Linked DNA regions of Homo sapiens: regions 1 and 3 are each linked to region 2. Evidence: chromatin loops called from intact Hi-C (ENCODE). Cell type or tissue: chondrocyte. All regions are shown on one strand. Region 1 holds the start of TRC-GCA1-1 (tRNA-Cys (anticodon GCA) 1-1). Region 2 holds the start of LOC124901771 (a long non-coding RNA gene). Region 3 has its middle 2.6 kb from the start of TRC-GCA21-1.

Region 1 (5,000 bases), 430 kb before region 2:
CCTCCCTCCTCAGCCTCCCAAGTAGCTGGGACCACAGGCACATGCCACCACACTCGGTTAATCTAAAAAAATTTTTTTTGTAGAGGTTGGGGTCTCGCCATGTTGCCCAGGCTGGTTTCAAACTCCTGAGCTCAAGCAATCCTCCAGCCTCAGCCTGGAGGCTGGAATTACTGGTGTGAACCACTGCGCCCCGCTGTAGGGCTTTTACATCCCCATTTAACAAATGGCAAAACAGAGTCCTAGGCAGGTCCAAGAGAAAAGAGGTCTCAGTTAGCACTCAAGGAGGCGGCCACACTCACGGCTCCAGCTGGACCATCAGTAAGGAGGACCGAAGGACTCCCACCCCGCTGCGGAGCAGCCCTTTCCGCCCCGCTCCCAGAGCACTGCGGCCTCCTCCTCACTTGCTTCCTGCAGGTGAGAGGTGGTGGACAGGACCTGTGAGGGTCTGGGCCAGCCTCCTGGCTTCATAGGTAAGGAATGGGGTTTTGTGTGGTGTGTGCGTCTCAGCCTTCACGGAGCATTCCTAACAGTTCTCTACTTCGCCACATGCAGTGAGGTCCACTTATTTTCTCCTGATCTGGGCTATTTCCTTCCCTTCCCTTACTCAGCCCTCCCTCTTACTTGGGGAGCCAAGGTCTCCAGGGAAAGCTATTTATTTCGTGGCCAGAGAGGCCGCAGCCCTAGCAATCCCAGGAACCCCCACATCTGCGCAGGCCAGCCAGGCTGGAGAAGCTGGAATTTCACAGCCTGGAGGTGATCAGGCCCAGTCAGGCGGCTTCACTCTTTTCTCTTCAGTCCCTGCCCTGGATGCAGGGACCAAGTAGCCCCCCTGCGTGGGGACTGTATTAATTCCCTAGGGCTGCCATACAGGGTATTACAAATGGAGTGGCTTGAAACAACAGCAGTTTATTCTTGGACAGTTCTGGAGACCAGAAGTCAGAAGTGGAGGTGCCAGTCAGGCCTGCTTCCTCGGAGACGCTGGGTAGAGCTCTTCCTTGCCTCCTCCCGGCTTCTGGTGTGGCCTTGCTCCTTGGTGCTTTTGGCTTACAGACATTCGCTCCAGTCTCTGCCTCCATCTTCCCATGATATTCTTTCTGTGTTTGTGTCTGTCTCCTTTCCTCTTCTTACAAGGACATCAGTGATATTGGATAAGGGCCCACCCTAATGACCTCATCTTGAGCTCATTATATCTGCAAAGACCCTGTTTCCAGATAAGGTCCCGTTCACAGGTACCAGAGGTTAGGGTTTCAATGTATCTTTTTAGGTGACCCATTCAATCCAAAGCAGGGACCTTGCCTCTTGGCGAACATGCACAGTGAAGACCACCCTTGAATACCAGAGTTCGTCTCTTAAGTGGGCTATAATATGAAAAATATGGGAAGGCATTCATGTGCGAAAGCCAGAATAGGGAGAAGCCACCTGGATTTGAACCCCAACTTCTTGACCTACAGTCCAGTGCCCTAAGCTGTGGCCCCAACACATCAGCAGTTCTTATGGGTCCTTTTCTCCAGTGGGGTCACACTCAGGGCCCATGTTGACTATTAATTCTGCAAGGAGGTCCTGCTGTACTGTAGGCCTTGGGCCTCGATGCCTCTCTAAGATCCTCCCCCATTGTCTCACCCAACACTGTGCAATGACCATCCTTGAACTTTCTTGTCAAGGCTGCACCTGAATCCATTGCTCTTGCTGCCATTTTCACATGGAATTCCTTCCCACCTGCCTTGTTTAAGTAAGCCCTTCAGAACGCAAAGCCCATTTTGAATAGGGAACATGCCATTACCCTAGTTTTGGTCAGGTGTGTAATTTACACCCTCTCCTCTGTATTCCAAGAGCTATTATCATGAATTGCCATGACAGGCATTTCCACTAAACTTTTAGCTCCTGAGGCCGGGAATTGTGTGGTTGTTAGAGTCTGGGACACAGGAGGCACCTACTAGTGCTCATTGAATTAATGCATGAAACTCATCAAGGAATCTGGCTGTGCAGGGCTTCCCATGGCTCTGTTTAGCAGAGGCAGTAGGTTGCTAGTCTTTCTTAATATGTTCCACTCTGCTGAGAATACTGAGAGGCCCCTAGGGCTGCAGTGATGGTCCCCCATGGCCATGTCCTGGCTACTCCTGACTTCTTTTAGAGAACCACTTTTCTCCTCATACTATAGACATATATTCTGAGTGGAGGCAGATATATTCTTAGAAGACCTTACTCCTGAAATGGTTATACCCCTTACATATCTTAATCCTTGGTGGCAGTGGCTGCTCATGGATAGGCACAGAACCCAAGCCAAACCAACCACAGTCCTTCTCTAGAATTTTTTAGACTCAAGTCTTTTTCTCTCTGGCAATCAAAGTGTGGAGCTATGAACCTACAAATGTTGGAGGCAGGGTCTCAGCTGCGTGGAGAGTTGGGTTTGAGACATTAAAACTAACTTAAGAGGGAACCAAAGAATAAAGCTACAGGGAGAGAGTCCTGAGAACATTTGAGTTCCTGGAAGTCAGCTTCTTGTCTGATATTTACATTATATTTTATTTTCTATCAGCTGAAATTTAATCTCTGCCACTTACCATCATGTTAATACAACACGATTCCAAAGCTGAAATAATATTAATAGGAAACATAATGGCAGCAGGGGGCATAGCTCAGTGGTAGAGCATTTGACTGCAGATCAAGAGGTCCCTGGTTCAAATCCAGGTGCCCCCTAGTTTTCTTCACTTCTAGAATGCATCTTTTGGGAGACAGTATTTGAGACAAAAAAGGAGATGAAGGAGAAACAATGAAAGAAGCTTAAGAAGAGGGAGAAATGGATGCTGGGTAAAAAGAATCAACAACTGTCCACCAGAGGGAGTGATATGGTCAGGCTGAAATCTGAAAAAAAATACCTAGTTTGGCCCAGCAATGTCTGAGTTGGAGGAGAAGACAGGAAGAGATGCTAGACCACTGCAATAATGATGTGCTGAGCAGAGCTGGACTGAGTATTGTTCCTTCTCAACAATTAGCCTCACTGAAGGTCTAGTCCCAAAGCCCTTGCAATCTCTTGATATGGTTTGGTTCTGTGTTGTCACCCAAATCTCTTGTTGAATTGTAATCCCCAGTGTTGGGGTAGGGATCTAGTGGGGGGTGATTATGGGGCAGATTTTTCCCTTGCTGTTCTTGTGATAGCGAGTGAGTTCTCATGAGATCTGGTTGTTTGAGAGTGTGTAGCACTTCCCCCTTTACTCTCTTTCTTTCCTGCCGGCCATGTGAATATGTGCTTGCTTCTCACACCCCTTCTGCCATGATTGTAAGTTTCCTGAGGCCTTCCCAGAAGAAGCCTGTACATCCCACAGAACTGTGAGCCAATTACACCTATTTTCTTTATAAATTACCCAGTCTCAGGTATGTCTTTATAGCAGTGTGAGAACAAACAAATACACTTCTCTTTCCCTTCCCCCATGCTGTGGACAAAGATATCAACAAGAAAATTTTTCTTTGCTGGTCTGCACATAAGCTCAAGCTCAAAAGAGCTGTTGGCCTGGCGTGCAGAGACCTCTCCTGGAGGCCTGAGACTAGGATGATGATCATGTTGTCCCTTGGGTACTCCGTATATATCTGCAGTGGGAACAGTTCTCTGGCCCAGGAGCTCCTTGACTGCCAAAACAAAGTCTTCATCAGCTAGGGGTTCACAGAACATGACACAGATTGGAACAGGCAGGAGCTCAATAAATGTTTGTTGAATACACGAACTAGTGATGACCTTTTTAAAAATTTTTAAATTTTAAACTCAAGGGGTACGTGTACAGATTTGTTACATGGGTATATTGAGTAATGCTGATGTTTGGGCTTCTAATGATCCCATTGCCAAACAGGTAGTTTATTAACCCTTCTCCCCCTCCCTCCCTCTCCCCTTTTGGATTCCCCAATGCTTATTGTTCCCATCTCTCTGTCCATGTGTATCTAATGTTTAGCTCCCACTTATAAGTGAGAACATGTGGTATTTGGTTTTTTGTTTCTGTGTTAACTCACTTAGGATAATGGCCTCCAGCTGCATCCATGTTGCTGCAAATGATGTGATTTCATTCTTTTTTTTGTGACTCTGTAGTATTCCATGTTATATATGTACCACATTTTTTTTTGACAAGGCCTTGCTTTGTCACCCAGGCTGGAGTGCAGTGGTACAATCATGGCAATCATGGGTCTCTGCAGCCTCAACCTCCTGGGCTCAAGCAATCCTCCCACTTCAGGCTTCTGAGTAGCTGGGACTACAGGCATGCACCACCATGCCTGGCTATTTTAAAAAATTTTTTGTAGAGATGGGGGTATCACTGTGTTGACCAGGCTGGTCTCAAGCTCCTGGACTCAAGAGATCCTCCTGCCTTGGCCACCCAAAGTGTGGGATTATAAGCATGAGCCACCATGCCTGGCCCCATATTCTCTTTATCCTATCACTGGTGATGGGCACCTGGGTTGATTCCATGTCTTTTTTTTTTTTTTGAGACAGAGTCTTGCTCTGTCCCCTAGGCTGGAGTGCAGTGGCACGATCTTGGCTTACTGCAACCTCTCCCTCCCAGGTTCAAGCAATTCTCCCGCCTCAGCCTCCCAAGTAGCTGGGATTACAGGCACCTGCCATCATCCCGGCTAAGTATTGTATTTTTAGTAGAGACAGGGTTTCATCGTGTTGGCCAGGCTGGCCTTTGACTCTTGACCTCAGGTGATCTGCCTGCCTTGGCCTCCCAAAGTGCTGGGATTACAGGCATAAACCACTGCACCCGGCCTTCCATGTCTTTGCTATTGTGAATAGTGCTGTGATAAACATACAAGTGAAGGTGTCTTTTTGGCAGAACGATTTATTTTCCTTTGGGTATATACCCAGTAGTGGGATTGCTGGGTTGAATGGTAATTCTATTTGTAGTTCTTTGAGAAATCTCCAAATTGCTTTCTACAGGGGCCGAACTAATTTACCTTCCCACCAATAGTGTATAAGCATTCCTTTTTCTCTGCAACCTTGTCAACATCTGTTATTTAAA
Region 2 (5,000 bases):
TGGCATAATCTTGAAATTTCCAAAACTTGAGGACAGTACAAGAGAACAAAATTACAGGCTAATCTCAAAAAATGTACATAGGAAAAATACTCAACAAAATATTAGCCAAAGAGAATCTAGCAATACACAAAATGTTTTACTGAGTAAAACATCATTACCCAGTTGGCTTCATCTTGTCGATCAAGAATGGTTTCAACGTTTGAAAATCACCAGTGGTAACCCACAATAATAGATTAAAGGGGAAAAGTCACATGATCATCTCAATAGCTGCAGAAAGATCACTTGATAAGAGCCAGCACCCATCAATATTCCAAGTGAACTGGGATGAGAAAGGAAATTTCTTAATTTGATGAGGATTATATACCAAAAAAAAGATGATAGCTGTATTAGCCTATTTTCATGGTGCTAATAAAGACAGACCCAAGACTGAGTAATTTATAAAGAAAAGAGGTTTAATGGACTCACAGTTCCACGTGGCTGAGGAGGCCTCACAATCATGGCGGAAGGTGAAGAAGGAACAAAGGCATGTCTTACATGGTGGCAGGCAAGAGACTGTAGGGGAACTGCCCTCTGTAAAACCATCAGATCTCATGAGACTTATTCACTATCATGAGAAAAGCAAGGGAAAAACCCACCCCCATGATTCAGTTACCTCCAACTGAGTCCCTTCCATAATGTGGGGATTATGGGAGCTACAATTCAAGATGAGATTTGGGTGGGGACACAGCCAAACCATATCAATAGCTAATATGCTTAATGGTGACATATTGAAGTGTTAAAAACCAGTATACCAAAACTAAGTTATATTTACATATACCCACAGCCAACAGTTAGAAAGTATTACTTTAAAGATTTTATTTGTAGTAACAAAAAACTCAAGAGCCCAGGAATCAATCTAAAAAAGATTTATGTGGAGAGAACTATTGAGCACTTTTTGTGATTTCCTTGAAGCACAGAAATTAAGAAACTTGCTCAAAGCTACACAGTTGCTAGGTGAGTTTGAGCTGGGATTCTCTGGCTTCAGAGCTAAGGAAGGCCCCAAAACATGCAGGGCGAGAGGCACACTGAACTCTGGACCTTCACATTAGATTCGTCAGTGTCTGAGGCAAATCAGGGAGGAAGAAATAGATTGTTATAAAAATTAGTAATCTGCAGCATCTATTTGTGTGTTACTTTGTTGAATGTCTGCCCCCCACACCCACCAGCCCCCAACTGTAAGCTCTGTGGATGAGGCAAATACATATGGTATATCTGGCATCAACACTGGATCAGCTACATAGTGGGGGTTCAATAAACCTGGATTGAATCTCTGAATAACACTCTTTTTTGGGTTTAAGACAGAGAGTGGGCTGGGCGCGGTGGGTCACACCTGTAATCTCAGCACTTTGGAAGGCTGAGGTGGGTGGATCACTTGAGGCCAGGATCGAGAGCAGCCTGGCCAACATGGTGAAACCCCATCTCTACTAAAAATACAAAAAATTAGCTGGGCATGGTGGTGTGCATCTGTAATCCCAGCTACTTGGGAGATTGAGGCAGGAGAATCGCTTGAACCTAGGAGGTGGAGGTTGCAGCAAGCTGTGATTGTGCCACTGCACTCCAGCCCAGGCGACAGAGTGTGACTCTGTCTCAAAAAAAAAAAAAAGAAAAAAAAGGCAGTGAAGGCGTTGGAATAAATGCATCGAAATTTTCCAAGTGTTTATTATTGGACCCTTGGATTCTAGTAGAAACCATGAGCTGGTACCATCAACACCTCAGGCTCAGCACCATGCTTCAGTTTCCCGTGTTAACAGGCCAGTCACACTTTGTTACAGAAGACAGGGCATTGCCCTAGGGCATCTCTGTTGACCCTGCATGTCCTCAGACACTCCTTCATCCCCTCCATTTAAAATTTTTAAAAATGATTCTGGCTTGGTGGTAATCTGGACATGGATCTTTAAGATGATGGAGAAGTTCATAGAGCAACAGTTCTCTTCCCTGAGTGCAAACTGGGGTCACTTGAGAGAGATTTAAAAAATCAGGTTTAGGCCCCACCTGTACAGATTCTCATTCATGGAGAATGAGATGATTGATAGATGGAGTTGGCATCTATCATCTATCTAGCCATATGTATGCGTGTATAAACTTTTTATTAAAATACAATATACAAAAACGTACACATTCAATTGGTATATTTATAAATTGCTGGAGATTCTGCCATGCAGCCCGTATTGAGAACCATTCTTGTTGGCAAAACTGTAGAACAATCAGAGTTTACCACTGCTGCCTCCCAGCCATTCCCCCTGCTAACCACAGAGAACTTCTGCATCTGTCTGCCTTCCACAGGCAGCATGCGTTTATTGCATGCCAGATTTCAGAGTGCCAGGAGCCCGGGAGCAGCCACTGTACGTCTCAGCAGGCTGGTGGCACTGCATTAGGCGGCCGCAGTTCGCCAGAACAGTGGGCCAGGCAGGGACCACAGGCCCCCAAAGATAAGCGGGCGGAGGTCTCCAGAAGGAGCTGTGAGTGTGTGCAAGCCCCGCCACAGTCCCGGGTCGCAGCTGAGAATAATCGAGCCAGACTTTCCTTTACCTCCCCTCCCCACCAATAATGACACATCTGCTCTGAGTCCCAGTACCTTGGGAAATTCTCAACTAGGAAACTAAGTAAATTAATCCATTCTCTTACCTCCTCCCAGGAAATAATTTGTATTTTGCCAGAAACTTTCAATCGACTTTGAGGCTGCTGTGAGCAGAACAGGAAGCTGTTCTGAATCTGGAATGCCTTTGCTCCTCCATCAAACCACACTGAGACCACCTGCTCTGCCAGACCTCGGGCAGAGAGGCAGGAACCTGCGTTTCTGGAATCCCTATTTCGGAGGGGAGAGCTGGTCAAGGAAAGGGGCTTCCGTTCCAGCGCCTCGGCGCCATCTGCTGGGAAAGAGAGGCAATGACAATTCAGGGCTGCAACTGGTCCCCGTAGGGGGCTGAAGGGAAAACAGAAGTCGTGAAGCCCACCTTCCTACTCCCGAACATTACCTTAAGGGCTTCCTCAGAGATCCCACGCTGCCTTGTATATGAAGCCACCTTGTGTGTATTACTGGACAGAGGGTGAAGAGACGCCTTGCTACCAGCTCTCTTTCTACAGCAGAGCTTGGTTCTGCAGTCACCATGCTGGAAGGTGGGGGAAGGGCAGCCTCCTTCGGAGGTTCCCCACTGCCGAGAGAATCAGGTGTGTGCCTAATCCTGGCACAGGCTTCCAGAGAGGCAGCCACGAGCAGCGGTGCTGGGTTCAGATGAGGACATCACCTGTGGGGCTGTGGAAGGGACTCCTACTTGGAGGGAGTGAATGATGAGAGCCAGATGAACTTTAACATCACGTCCCAATTTAGGATTTCATATACCTGTCAGGTCTGATGTGAGATTTTTTTTTTTTGAGACAGGGTCTCACTCTGTCACCCACGCTGGAGTGCAGTGACATGGTCATACCTCACTGCAGCCTGGAACTCCTGGGTTCAAGCAATCCTCCCACCTCAGCCTCCCAAGTAGGTGGGACTACAGGTGTGCACCACCACGCACAGCCGGGTTTTTTTTTTTTTTTTTTTTTTTTTAAAGAGACAGGGTCTTGCTATGTTGCTCAGGTCTGTCTCAAACTTCTGGGCTCAAGTGATCCTTCCACGCTGGCCTCCCAAAGTGCTGGGATTACAGGTGTGAGCCATCATGCCTGGCCAAGATGAATTTGTACCTTGAAAATATTGTGGCCAGGCGCGGTGGCTCATCCTGTAATCACAGCACTTTGGGAAGACAAAGCGGGCAGATCACTTGAGGTCAGGAGTTCAAGACCAGCCTGGTCAACTTGGTGAAACCCCGTCTCTACTAAAAATACAAAAATTAGGTGGGCGTGGCGGCACATGCCTGTAATCCCAGCTACTTGGGAGGCTGAAGCAGGAGAATCACTTAAACCCGGGAGGTGGAGGTTGCAGTGAGCCGAGATCGCGCCATTGCACTCCAGCCTGGGCAACAAGAGCGAAACTCCGTCACAAAAAAAAAAAAGAAAAGAAAAAAAAGAAAGAAAATATCGTTTGAATGTGTGGCTCAAATAAGACCATTGAAAGCATAATTGTAAAATGTTGAAGTTTTGTGCCAATGTGTGCAAATATTTGGAGAGAGAGACCACATTCTCATTTAGACTCTTAAAGCAAACCATGTATTTTCCAGGAATGTTTCCTTGACATTGGCTTGACTTCGTGCCAGATCCCTTACTTCTCCCTGGCAGTGGCGAGTCCCTAACTTGACCCAACATTGCCTGAGCTGTTCTGTTTACTAACTACAGCAACAGCAACTAACACTTACTGAGAATTTATTATATGCTAATCACAAGAATGACATTTAATAAGGACCTGTGTTGGAAAGATTTGAGAACAGTCCTGCCCTTGACCACTTTTATAAATTAAGGTTTAGTGTTTTTCAACTGACTTTAGCTAATATTTACATCCAGAATGTGCCAGGCACTATGCCATATTATTTCATTATTATGCATTATTTCACTTTATTCTAGCACCAACCAAAGGAAGTATAATTTTATCTTGATTTTGCAGAGGAGGAAATTGAAGCTTAGATCAGTCAGTCAACTACTCAACATGGTGAGGGGGAGGGATGGTAGACAAGTCGCCCCTGAGCATCCTGCTGGTCTCTCTAGCTATAATATGTACTTGTTTTCCTCAGAATCTCTTACAGTCTTACAATGTCTGAGTTGGTGCATGTTGCAACTTTGTATAAGAATAAATGCAGACCCAGAGTCTAGGCAGTAAAAACATATATCATTGACCCAATAACTTTTTCCCATAAAAACTTCTGACACCCCACTCTTTCCCAGCATTGCACCCTGGATTTTATTGGCAGAGATTTACAGTAGCTTCCTAGGCTGGCTTGTGTGCACGTGGTCAGCTGAGAGCCAGATCTGGGCCTTCTCTATTGCTGCTCATCTCCCTGGCATGAGTGAGGGACTCGATGAGAGAAACATCT
Region 3 (5,000 bases), 80 kb before region 2:
TGGTTTGTTCTTGTTTCTCTAGTTCCTTGAGGCGTGACCTTAGATTGTCTATTTGTGCTGTTTCAGACTTTTTGATGTAGACATTTAATGCTACGAATTTTCTTCTTAGCATCACTTTTTTTTGTATTTCAGAGGATTTCATAAGTCACTATTATCATCCAATTCAAAGAATTTTTAATTTCTATCTTGATTTCATTGTTCATCCAATGATCATTCAGGAGCAGATTGTTTAATTTCCATGTATCTGTACTGTTTTGGGGGTTCCTTTTGGAGTTAATTTCCAATTTTATTCCACTGCGATCTGAGCGAGTACTTGACTGATATAATTTCAATTTTCTTAAATTTATTGAGACTTGTTTTGTGGCCTATCATATGGTCTATCTTGGAGAATGTTCCATGTGCTGATGAGAAGAATGTATATTCTGCAGTTGTTGGGTAGAATGTTCTGTAAATATCTGTTAAGTTCATTTGTTGTAGGGTATAGTTTAAGTCTATTGTTTCTTTGTTGACTTTCTCTCCTGACGACTGGTCTAGTGCTGTCAGTGGAGTATTGAAGTCCCCCACTATTATTGTGTTACCAGCTATCTCATTTCTTAGGTCTAGTAGTAATGTTTTGTACATTTGGGAGCTCTGGTGTAGGTGCATATATAATTAGGATTGTGATATTTTCCTGTTGGGCTAGTCCTTTTATCATTATATAATGTCCTTCTTTGTCTTTTTTAACCATTGTTTCTTTAAGGTCTGTTTTGTCTGATGTAAGAATAGCTACTCCTGCTTGCATTTGGTGTCCATTTGCATGGAATGTCTTTTTCCACCTTTTACCTTAAGCTTATGTGAATCCTTATGTGTCAGGTGAGTCTCTTGAAGACAGCAGATACTTGGTTTGTGGATTTTGATCCATTCTGCCATTCTGTATCTTTTAAGTGGAGCATTTAGGTCATTTATATTAAACATTAGTACTGAGATGTGAGGTACTGTTCTATTCATTGTGTTAGTTGTTGCCTGAATACCTTTTTTTTCTTCATTGTGTTATTGTTTTATAGGACCTATAAGATGTATGCTTTCAGGAGGTTCTATTTTGATGTGTATTTCAAGATTTTGTTTCAAGATTTAGAACTCCTTTTAGCATTTCTTGTAGTGCTGGCTTAGTAGCGGCAAATTCATTCAGCATTTGTTTGTCTGAAAAAGACTTTATCACTCCTTCATGTATGGAGCTTAGTTTTGCTGGATACAAAATTCTTATTTTGTTTAATGAGGCTAAAGATGGGACCCCAATCCCTCTGGTTTGCAAGGTTCCTGCTGAGAAATCTGCTGTTAATCTGATAGGCTTTCCTTTATAGTTTACCTGATGGTTTTGCCTCACAGCTCTTCAGATTCTTCCCTTTGTCTTGATGTAGACAAGTCAAGACTTTAGATATGTGCCTTGGTGATGATTTTTCTGTGATGAATTTCCTGGGTGCTATTTGAGCTTCTTATATTTGGATGTCTAGATCTCTAGCAAGGCCAGGGAAGTTTTCCCTGATTATTCCCTCAAATCGGTTTTCCAAACTTTTAGATTTCTCTTCTTCCTCAGGAACACCAATTATTCTTAAGCTTGGTTGTTTAACATAATCCTAACTTTCTTGGAAGTTTTGTTCTTTTCTTTCCTTTTTTTTTTTTTGAGATGGAGTCTCACTCTGTCACTCAGGCTGGCTGGAGTGCAGTGGCATGATCTTGGCTCACTGCAACCTCTGCCTCCCAGGTTCAAGCGATTCTCCTTCCTCAGCCTCCTGAGTAGCTGGGTCTACAGGTGCACACCACCACACCCAGCTAATTTTTGTATTTTTAGTAGAGGCGGGGTTTCACCATGTTTCACTCCTGACCTCAGGTAATCCACCCGCCTCAGCCTCCCAATGTGCTGGGATTACAGGCATGAACCACCATGCCCAGACTGTTCATATTTTAAAATACTTTTTTCTTTGTCTTTGTCACAGTGGGTTAATTCCAAAGCCTTGTCTTTGACCTCTGAAGTTCTTTCTTCTACTTGTTCTAGTCTACTGTTGAACCTTCCCAGTGTATTTTGTATTTCTCTAAGTGTGTCTTTCATTTTCAGAAGTTGTCATTATTTTTTCTTCATGATACCTATTTCTCTTGGAGACTTTTTCATTCTTATCCTGTAGGGTTTTTTAAAAATTTCTTTAAGTTGGTTTTTACCTTTCTCTGGTACCATCTTAAGTAACTTAATAATTAATCTTCTGAATTCTTTATTTGGCAATTCATAGATTTATTCTTGGTTTAGATCCATTGCTGGAGAGCTAGTGTGATCTTTGCAGGGTGTTATACAACCTTGTTTTGTCATATTCCCAGAATTACTTTTCATTTGGATAGCCAGTTTCAGTGGAAAGATTTGGAACTCAAGGGCTTCTGTCCAGATTTTTTTGTCCCATGGGGTGATCCCTTGATGTGGTGCTCTCCTCCCCTCCCTACGGATGGGGTTTCCTGAGAGCTGGACTGCAGTGATTGTTATTGCCCTTCTGGGTCTAGCCACCCAGTGGGGCTACCAGGCTCTGGGCTGGTGCTGAGGAATGTCTGCAAAGAGTCCTGTGATGTGAGCCATCTTCAGGTCTCCCAGCTGCGGATACCAGCACGCTGCTCTGGTGGAGGTGGCAGGGGAGTGAAATGGACTCTGTGAGAGTCCTCGGTTGTAGTTTCATTTAATGCACTGATTTTCTTAAATGTTGGTTGTGCTAGCAGTAAAGCTGTCATGTGGACAGACTCAGGACCTCTGGTTAGGCAGGATGTTACTGGCAGTGGAATTAACTGTTGTTTTTGCCTTTGGTGAGGGATGCTCTGTTATACATTGCTGTAATGGCTTGAGTTAGTTGGCATTTAGGTAGGAGGTGGTGCTTTCAATAGAGCACCAGCTGTGATAGTAGAATGGGAATATAAGCTTGCCCTAAATTGGCCAGGATAAGTATTCAAGTTTCCCAGGTGATTGGTGGGGCTATAGAGCTCCCAAGAGCTTGTCTTTTGTCTTCGGCTACCAGGGTGGGTAGAGGAAAGCCACCAGGTGGGGGCAGTGTTTAGCGGGTCTAAGCTCTGGTACTTCTTGGGCGGGGCTTGCTGCAGTCACTGTAGGGCATAGGGTGAGTGGTTCTCAGGCCAACAGAGCTATGTTCCAAGGGGGATTATGGCTGTCTCTGCTGCATTATACAGGCTGCCAGGGAAGTGGTAGAAAGCCAGCAGTGACAGGCCTCGCCCAGCTCCCAAGCAGTCAGCAAGGCCAGTCTCACTCCCTCCATGCCCTGCCAACAGCACCGAGTTTATATCCAGGCAGCTGACACACAGGGCTGCAATCCTGCTTCAGGCTACAAGCCTCCCCACTGAGAAAGCAAGCAGGGTTTTCAGGCCTCATCCCTCCCTGTCTGCCCATGATGTCAGCTGCAGCTCCTGTACTCATACCTACACATCTCATTCATCCACTGGATTCTGCTCAGGAAAATTCGTGCTCAGTTGAAATTATTACAAAGCTCAACTAGAAGCTTCTTTTACCCTGTAGCCCCTCCCTAATTCTGCTCTCTGCCTTCCCCAAGGACCCCTGTGAGATAAAGTCAGGAATGGCTTCCCTGGGCTTGAGCTGGAGTCTGGGAGTACCTACGGGGCCCTTCTTACTGCTTCTTCTACTTTTATATTTTGCTCAGCTCCCTAAATCCATTTCAGCTGTACATAAGGTTAAATCCTACTCCTATGATCTGGGTTTTTAGGTTCCACAGTGAAGATGTGTGTTCAGAGGCAAACCTTCCCCACTCATACATTGGGAACTCACAGTTTTTTGTCTATCTCATAGAGTTTGCAGCAGCAAGCTGCTTCTTTAAAAGGGTCTGTGAGTTCTTTTGGTTTTTCTGGTGTGATCCTATGGTGGTTCTTGGAGCAAAAGTTCATGATGTGAATTTCCACATGCTGTTCTGTTTGTCCAGGTGGGAGCTGCACATTGGTCTTCTCTTCCATCCATCATTTTCTACACTCTCAGCATTTTAGTTTCCATGAACCAGTTTCTGTGACTGTGCATGCTTTCCATTTTGTCCAATTTTTGAATGTAAATGTTTATTGCAATAATTCTGTTCTTGTACCATCATTGTACTTGAGGTGTTCAATGGGTACAAATTTTCTCTTTTGAGTTCATAGATCTTTGAATCAAGAGTAGCCTCATCTGATTTAATATGGATCACAAGAGCTTGGACTTTGTCTAATTGAATGAGGCTTTGAGAACCTTGGGATAGAGGTGAGTATATTTTGCACATGGGAGAGATGTAAGTAATTATGACCAAGAGGGCAGTTCATGGTAGATGAAACTGTTGGCCCTGAATTTTGATTTATTTCTGCATCTGTGGCCTTTACCTTCTTTTCAGATCTTCCCACTGGAGGTGAAACATGCTTTCTTGCTCTTGAGTTACAGTTTGGTCTTGTGACTGGCCGCCTTGATCATTGAGGTGTTCTCACATGTAATGCAAATAGGGGCTTGAAAGCTGCTTTCATAGTTGGGCCTACCCCTTTGCATTTCTGCTGTCACCATAAGAAAAGTGCCCCTTGCTAGCTGCTACTCCTCCATCCGGGATCATAGAAGGAACACACATGGAGCAGATCTAAGCCCAGCTCAGACAGAAACCAAGCACAGATGGACCCACAGCTTGAAGCGGATACACGAGGTCGAGCCCAGCCTGCATCAGCTGATTGGCATCCATGCTGCTGACCTATGAGCATGAGAATACATGCTTATTGTTTCAAGCAGCCAATTTTGGGATGATTTATTATGACACATTGTTGTGAAAATAGCCTTGATACTTAGACCTGCCTCTCCCCCAACCCCTACTCCCATCAGGTACTGAGTAAGGGAACGGGAGGAGACCTCAGTTGAAGGAGTTCAGGTTGTGGCTACAAGGTAGAAAGATGCCATTAGACAAGTGACAGGAGGTTATTTGGGGAGTGAAGGAGTGAACTCATGGCCTGAAGAGCAGTCTCTA

The links. A loop is a pair of places that touch in the nucleus more often than their neighbours do. Peaks named below come from ENCODE experiments on the same cell type or tissue, not always from the same donor. Only the 100,000 strongest peaks of a DNase experiment are listed, where the experiment ranks them.
Region 1: it touches region 2 in a loop (4-fold over the local background); 2 of 110 quality-filtered maps call a loop at or near these places.
Region 3: it touches region 2 in a loop (6-fold over the local background); 83 of 110 quality-filtered maps call a loop at or near these places.

What each region holds. Positions count from the first base shown.
Region 1 is chr7:149,307,565-149,312,564 of GRCh38, forward strand. It overlaps TRC-GCA1-1 (tRNA-Cys (anticodon GCA) 1-1), which reads left to right and starts at 2,626; the gene lies at 2,626-2,697. In chondrocyte, CTCF peaks have their summits at 2,824 (motif pointing right) and 3,028; a DNase peak (open chromatin) is centred at 386.
Region 2 is chr7:149,739,443-149,744,442 of GRCh38, forward strand. LOC124901771 (a long non-coding RNA gene) reads right to left here and starts at 2,858. Exons shown (of 2, transcript XR_007060585.1): 1 at 2,665-2,858; 2 at 432-570. RefSeq lists an enhancer at 2,464-2,993. In chondrocyte, a CTCF peak has its summit at 2,922 (motif pointing left); no DNase peak of the experiment used is centred here.
Region 3 is chr7:149,659,696-149,664,695 of GRCh38, forward strand. No RefSeq gene overlaps it. Among named protein-coding and RNA genes, the nearest start is that of TRC-GCA21-1, 2.6 kb to the right of the region's middle. In chondrocyte, a CTCF peak has its summit at 3,053 (motif pointing right); no DNase peak of the experiment used is centred here.